Regions from separate parts of the Homo sapiens genome. Here regions 2 and 3 are each linked to region 1. A link is a loop called in an ENCODE intact Hi-C map of the cell type or tissue named here. Cell type or tissue: heart right ventricle. All regions are shown on one strand. Region 1 has its middle 24 kb from the start of LINC01926. Region 2 has its middle 22 kb from the start of ZNF532. Region 3 has its middle 7.3 kb from the start of ZNF532.

Region 1 (2,500 bases):
GCCTCAAGCAATCCTCCCATCTAGGCTTCCCAATGTGCTGGGATTACAGGCATGAGCCACCACGCCTGGAAACACCTTCTTTACAGGGATTGTGGTGAAAGCAAAGCAGATGCAAGAATGCAACAACCATCATTTATTTGCTCACAGTTTTGCAACTGGGGCTAAGCAGGCAGGGACTGCTTGGCAGCTGAGGTGGATCAACAGGGCTGGAGGATCTACCTCCATGTGGATCACTCGGAGTTGGTGACTTGGTGCTATTGGCTGGGAGTTCAGCTGGTACCATGGTCCTGGAGCCTCAATTGTACTCCACTTGGACTTTCCAGGTGGCTTAGGGACTTCCCATAGCATGTCAGCTGGGTCTTTCTAAGAGAGGGGAAGCAGAAATTGCCAGGCCTCTTAAGGATTAGACCTAACTGGCAGAGCATAACTTCCATCACATCCTATTTGTCAAAGCCGTCATAGGCCAGCCCAGATCCCAGCGGGTGGAGAGATAGGCTCCACCTCTCCAAAAGGGAGTGGTAGGTGCATGGGAGGAAAGAAAAAATAATGACAGCTATCTTTGAGATAAGTCCCCACCTTAGGGTTTCTGCAGCCTTGTCTAGTAGAAGAGATGCTCAACAGTTTGCATTTACTGAACTCTTAAAGCTTGTTACTTTTGTCCCAAGATTGCTTGGATTGCTGCCACAAATCATGATTTGACTTTTTCCTCTTGCTGTGATTAGTCATGATATTCCAAGTAAATATTAAGCTCTTTGAGGGCAAGACTCTTATCTACAGTAAACAATTTTTATTCCCCCCACAGAGATGTACACATTGTTAACTGTGAATATGCAGCATTTGACTTATTTTCAGCCCTAGCACTTGATTTATTGACAGCCGTAGTACACGGAAGGGAACACAAGAGTTGCTTTTATTGAATTTTTGTTGGGTCAGGAGGCTTTCTGGGCTCTGAGGAAGACTCAGAGAAACGGCTCCTTTGTTCTCCAGCCCTGCCCAGCCCAGAGCCTTCCAGAAGGGAAAACTCAGTGAGGAGGCTGCAGACTGCCGAGGGCGTGTTGAGGAAATTCCATTCAAGACCCTCATTTCCGAAAGTGCTCTGTGATTAGCCCGGCTTTGTGCCAGCCCCAGTCCAGAGGCAGAGAGGCCAGCCCTTAGGTCACCAAAAGCATCAGGAAAATACAAATGCGGGCCCCTTTACAGCCCGGCACAGGAGGTTAAAGGATTTGCTTTGTAGTTTGTTTATCTCACAGACTGAAGCCAATTATCCCAATTACTAAAAAAATAAAATAAAGTTTACTACAGATTGTATTTTTAAGTTCATTTAATCTCCAAAACAGGCTGCTACACACAGTTTTCCTTTGGTTCCAACAACTCACGCCCAGTCTCTGTGGCAGGGAAGACAGCCCCTAAGGGTCACATGTCCAAGGGCCAGGGGAGGTCAGAGGTCACTTAATGGTTCCCAAATGCGCTAGCAAGTAGTCATAGATTTGAACTTTGCATTGTTGCTGCGGACCCAGGGCCTTCTTGGGAGGGGAGAGCTGGGGGAGCTATCTCTGCAGTTCAAAGGCGGGCGCTGTGGTTTCACTTGGCTTAAGGTTTCAGTCCTTGAATCCTAAACACTATCCCCACTGGCCTCCTGTGCATGGGAGGTGGGGGGTTGGGACTTGGGATGGACATTCTGTGTAACCCCAAACTGCAAGCCCTGCAGCTTCACGGTGGCCTCGGAGCTGGGAGACCCTCAGGATCAGCATCAGAGGCTGAAAATACTGGTGACTATTTTCAGAAGCCCATGAGTATTGATGCAGAATGCAGAAGGCCCAGACCAGCCAAGAGCTCCTCACCTCCAAGCCCAGTCAGGACTCTGGGATTCAGAAATGCACCCCAAGTTCTAGCCTTAACCACCAGCAGAGTGGGTGTTTGCTAGACAGTGTGAGTTGAAAAGGAAGTCAAAGGTCCCAGATGGTATGGTCCCCTCAAATAAGCATCTCCACATATACCTGAAAATCTACCATAAGTATGATGTATATTTATATCTATTGACATGGAAAGATGTGTTAAGATACAGAAAGTGCAAAATGCAAGCCACAGATCTGCCAAGGCGGGCAGATCACCAGAGTTCAGGAGTTCGAGACCAGCCTTGACCAACATGGTGAAACCCCATCTCTACTAAAAATACAAAAATTAACTGGGCATCATGGCATCCACCTGTAATCCCAGCTACTAGAGAGACTGAGGCAGGAGAATTGCTTGAACCCGGGAGGTGGAGGTTGCAGTGAGCCAAAATTTCACCATTGCACTCCAGCCTGGGCAACAAGAAGGAAACTCCATCTCAAAAAAAAAAAAAAAAAAAAGGAAAGAAAAGAAAAGAAAAAGAAAAAAGAAAACACTAGCCTCGGGCTTAGAAAGTTTGCTGAAAATGAAGAATGAAGATTTTCTAGGCACTACTCAGACCTGTTAAATGAGAATCTTGGAGGCTTCGGGAGAGCTGAGGAAGGGTGTT
Region 2 (2,500 bases), 53 kb after region 1:
TGTTTATTTTGATGGGTCTGGTTCTTAGGCAGATAAAGGTTTTGGGAGAGATGTTGAGGGGGGATATCAGAAAGACCTTGAGGCTTCTTCAGTTCAGCATGTCAAAGCACCACATTTGGGTGTATTGGTCTCTTTCTTTTCTTTCTTATTTTTTTTTTTTAGACAGCCTGGCTGTCTCGTATTTTTAAAGTACTTTTAAAAAAGGAATTTTTTGGTGGGGTGAGATGTTTTGCTGGAGTGCAGTGGCATGATCACAGCTCACTGTAGGTTGGAACTCCTGGGCTCAAGTGATCCTCAGCCTCCAGAGTAGCTGGGTCTATGGGCTTGCGCCACTGCACCTGGCTACATTTTTGTATTTTTAATAGAGATAGGGTTTCTCCATGTTGGCAAGGCTGGTCTAGAACTCCTGGCCTCAAGTGATCTGCCCACCTCAGCCTCCCAAAGTGCTGGGACTACAGGCATGCGGCGCCACACCCAGCTAATTAAAAAAAAAATTTGTAGAGACGAGGCCTCATTATGTTTCCCAGGCTTTAGGTTCAAGAGATCCTCCCACCTCAGCTTCCCAGTTAGTTAAGACTACAGGTGCGCACCACCACGCCTGGCTAAGTTTTTATTTTTGTAGAGATGGGGTCTCACTATCTTGCTCAGGCTGGTCTCAAACTCCTGGCTTCAAGCAATCCTCCCTCCTTGGCTTCCTAAAGTACTGGAATTGCAGGCATGAGCCACTGTGCCCAGCCGGGTCTTGGTTTCTGAGCCTCATCAAGATGATAATCGTGAACAACTAAGACTTCATGAAGGCAAAGTCAACAGGACTTAGAGATTAAGCTAATGTAGAGAATGAGGAAAAATAAAGACAAAAATGACACCGAGGTTTTGAACTCAATGATTAGGTGAAGTTAACAGCCCTTCCTTCCAAAGGAAGATCTGATTTGAGGGAAGGTAATTTATGGGTTGGACATGCTGGTGGGATATCCAAATGAAAATTGCCAGCAGACAACTAGAAATGTGGGACTGACGTGTGCTGTGTCTCATCTTCCATTTCTTCATTCCTGCTTTTGAATAAAACTAATCTGACTAATCAGTTTGAACTAAGTATATTAAGAAATGATAAGCCCGGCGCGGTGGCAGCTCACACCTGTGATCTCAGCACTTTGGGAGGCCGAGGCGGGTGGATCACCTGAGGTCAGGAGTTTGAGACCAGCTGGCCAAAATAGTGAAACCCTGTCTCTACTAAACATACAAAAATTAGCCGGGCATGGTGGTGGGCACCTGTAATCCCAGCTACTTGGGAAGCTGAGGCAGGAGAATTGCTTGAACCAGGGAGGCGGAGGTCGCAGTGAGCTGGGGTCACGCCACTGCACTCCAGCCTGGGCGACAGAGTGAGACTCTATCTAAAAAATAAAAAAAGCTCTATGTCCAAATATAATCACATTGAGGGCTAGGTCTTCAAGAAGATATGAATTTGGGAGGCAGATACAGTTCATCTCACAGCATAACATTTGTTTGTCAAAACTCATAGAACTATACACCAAAAAAGGGTGAATTTTTAAGCTGTATATAAATTATACCTCAATAAACATAATTTGAAAAGTAAAAAGAGGCCTGGTGCAGTGGTTCATGCCTATGATCCCAGCATTTTGGGAGGCCGAGGCGGAAGGATCACTTGAGCCCAGGAGTTCAAGACCAGCCTGGGCAACCTAAGGAGACCTCATCTGTATTGCAATAAAAATAATCAGAAAAAAAATGGAAAGTGACAAAAATGGTGAAGGGGGAGTAAATCCTGAGAAGACAAGAAGCCAGACAGTGCTGAGCTGACCCTGGACTTCCAAGCATGCCTTCCACATGGAGCGGGCTCTGGCCCTGCCCTTTTGTGTAGGGATTTCATCCTATACAGTTCACTGGTAAAATTAACTAGATTGGGCTTCTTTCTAGAATGAGTTGCATGGATGTTTTTAGGCTTGAGGTGAGAAATCGAAATAGAGAAATTCAGATGGGTGGAATTACCTAACACTATCAAAAATCCTAGCTCCCACGCTGTTAATCCGGGTGACAGTCATAGGCTTTAGTGTCACCAGCTTCAAAATAGCTCGGGTCAGCGTTGCCTGGGAGCTGCTGATTCAGGGCTGCCTGCGCAACTGTCGAGGTCTCCAGGAGCTCTGTTGTGCAGAGGTATTCCAAACCCTCGGAACTGTCCTTGGCTGAACTGCCTACTCCCCCAGGCCTTCTGAGCTCTATTTGAAGAGCTTGCAATTTAAAGAAGTGAAGAACCAGCAAATACATAGGGGTGAAAATGAAAAACATTTTCTCCAGGGTTAAGCTAAGTCCTGGGGTTAAGACTTGTTAGTGGAGCCCACCTGCTATCCTTTTAAATAGATAAAAGACTTTTCAGTCTCTTACCGTGAAAAACTACATCCACTCCCCCGCCCCTGCCACTCTCCCACACCCTGCTTCCCCCACCCCCAAAACCCTATAATTAAAAAGGCTCTTTTCAGACTGGAAC
Region 3 (2,500 bases), 68 kb after region 1:
TTTGAGTATTCATCTCAATTATTCACTTATAATTTATAAAAACTAACTTACAGCTTAAATATAGTTAGTACTATCCTAATATGTACATTACAAAAGATATACAAAAATAGAAATTAAAAAATATTGAAATGATGGACTAAACAATACCATTAACATTTAATTTTATTTACTAGCAGTAGAAAATAATTTGCTCTTACTACAATGCTTAATATTTGAGGTATGATTGAATATGCTTCTCTTTTTTTTTTTGAAATATTGGCATAATAGTGTGATAAAATGATTTGAGGATTTTACTCTGTTTAGTTTTTTTCAAACTTGGTTGTTTAAAGGGCTGTCCTAGTGGGAGAGGATGCCTTGCAAAGTTTTCTGCCAGTAGGAAGAGACAGATTATTTTTACCATTTACTTTTTTATTTTTATTTTTTGAGACGGAGTTTTGCTCTTGTTGCCCAGGGTGGAGTGCAATGGTGCTATCTCGGCTCACTGCAACCTCTGCCTCGCTGGTCCAAGCGATTCTCCTGCCTCAGCCTCCCGAGTAGCTGGGATTACAGGCGTTGGCCACCACACCCGGGTAATTTTTGTATTTTTAGTAGAGAAAGGGTTTCACAATGTTGGCCAGGCTGGTCTTGAACTCCTGACCGCAGATGATCCACCTGCCTTGGCCTCCCAAAGTGCTAAAATTACAGGCGTGAGCCACCTCGCCCAGCCGTTTTTACTGTTTACTTAATCATAATGCTCATTGCTCAATCTCATCCTTCAGCTATGCAAAAGATTTTAGTTGACATTTGGGTGGTGAGTCGCTCTTTGCCAGTATCACTCAATTGTTTCTGCAACATAAATTGGAAAGTGTTGAATTTGCATTTTGATATTTTAACTGAATCGGTGATACATTTTGTGTGTGTTGGAATTTTCGTAATTTAACCCCAGAATTTTAAATTCCTGTATAGAAGCTACTCCATTCGTGGTTACTGTTCCTGTTCTAAATAAAATGATATAATGTTTTGATTAAAGAGATCATTTATTGTTGATAATATACCTTCTCTGCTAAACACTTTTTTTAGTGGTTCATAAAAAATAAGTGTTTTCAGGTGTGTCATCACGAGAACAGGGGCAAGCAGATACCTTAAGCAGAGGCATTCAACAGTTGCACAAACCTCCCACACTGTGTAATCTATTCTAATGTGTGTTTCTTTAAATCTACAGCAATATTTTCTTGCTTTTTTTTTTTTGAGACAGAGTCTCACTCTATTGCCCAGGCTGGAGTGCAATGGCGCAATCTCGGCTCAGTGCAAGCTCCACCTCCTGGGTTCAAGCGATTCTCCTGCCTCAGCCTCCCAAGTAGCTGGGACTACAGTCGCCTGCCACCACGCCCGGCTAATTTTTTGTATTTTTAGTAGCCAGGATGGTCTCGATCTCCTGACCTCGTGATCCGCCCTCCTCAGCCTCCCAAAGTGCTGGGATTACAAGCATGAGCCACCACACTTGGCCTACAGCAATATTTTCTAAGCATCTTCCAACTGTTTGCTGACGAATGTATTTTATGTTGCAGCCGTATTTTCTGGTTATTATTTTCATATTTTAGCATTTGTTTTTTGTTTATATATGTCAATTATTATTATTCATTTTTAAACTTTTCCAGAAATAACCAAGTTTTTCCAGAAACTTTTCCCAGTGACATGTGACTTCTAGTCTTTTGGTATTAAATAAGAAACCTCAAAAGAGACTTCAAAATAGTCATCGTTAAGTTTAGCAGAAAATGTTAAAGTATTTGATCATCTTTTATCTTTGTCATTGGAAAAAAAACCCCAAACCTTATAGGTGTTAATCCTGGTGTTCTGAGCACTTAACTTTTAGATTTTTTTTTTTTTTTGAGACAGAGTCTTGCTCTGTCGCCCAGGCTGGAGTCAAGTGGCGTGATCTCAGCTCACTGCAACCTCCACCTCCCGGGTTCAAGCAATTCTCCTGCCTCAGCCTCCTGAGTAGCTGGGATTACGGGTGCCCGCCCTCACACCCAGCGAATTTTTGTATTTTTAGTAGAGACGGGGTTTCATCATGTTGGCCAGGCTGGTCTTGAACTCCTGACTTCAAGTGATCCACCTGACCTGGCCTCCCAGGATGCTGGGATTACAGGTGTGAGCCACTACACCTGGCCAATACACAGGACTTAGATGAGGAGGTTGTGAAGGGTAAGGAGAGTCTTCCAGAAAGCGGGGCCGGCATGTGCGAAAGCCTGACAGTGACAGGAAGTAGGTGATATTCAAAGAACAAAAAGGCAAGCCTGGATCTTGAAATGTGAGGATGGAGGGGCAGGGACATGGGCAGGCAAATGGGTCGAATCGTGAAGAAACTTCTAAGTCACAGTTATAATCTGGACCTCATTCTAAGGACAATTGAGTCATCTGGAAACATTTGAGCAGAGGAGTGACAAGATGGTATCGTTGGAGAGATTCCTCAAGGTTTAGTGTGCAGAATGCATTGAACGTTGGCCAGGTTGGAGGCAAG

The links. Peaks named below come from ENCODE experiments on the same cell type or tissue, not always from the same donor. Only the 100,000 strongest peaks of a DNase experiment are listed, where the experiment ranks them.
Region 2: a loop joins it to region 1, with 2.7 times the contacts of the local background. A loop is called at or near these places in 31 of 110 quality-filtered maps.
Region 3: it touches region 1 in a loop (2.9-fold over the local background); 52 of 110 quality-filtered maps call a loop at or near these places.

Annotation. Positions count from the first base shown.
Region 1 is chr18:58,788,588-58,791,087 of GRCh38, forward strand. No RefSeq gene overlaps it. Among named protein-coding and RNA genes, the nearest start is that of LINC01926, 24 kb to the right of the region's middle. RefSeq lists an enhancer at 529-1,334. In heart right ventricle, no CTCF peak of the experiment used is centred here; a DNase peak (open chromatin) is centred at 1,085; H3K27ac peaks cover 2,150 bases.
Region 2 is chr18:58,841,345-58,843,844 of GRCh38, forward strand. No RefSeq gene overlaps it. Among named protein-coding and RNA genes, the nearest start is that of ZNF532, 22 kb to the right of the region's middle. In heart right ventricle, no CTCF peak of the experiment used is centred here; no DNase peak of the experiment used is centred here; H3K27ac peaks cover 822 bases.
Region 3 is chr18:58,856,333-58,858,832 of GRCh38, forward strand. No RefSeq gene overlaps it. Among named protein-coding and RNA genes, the nearest start is that of ZNF532, 7.3 kb to the right of the region's middle. In heart right ventricle, no CTCF peak of the experiment used is centred here; no DNase peak of the experiment used is centred here.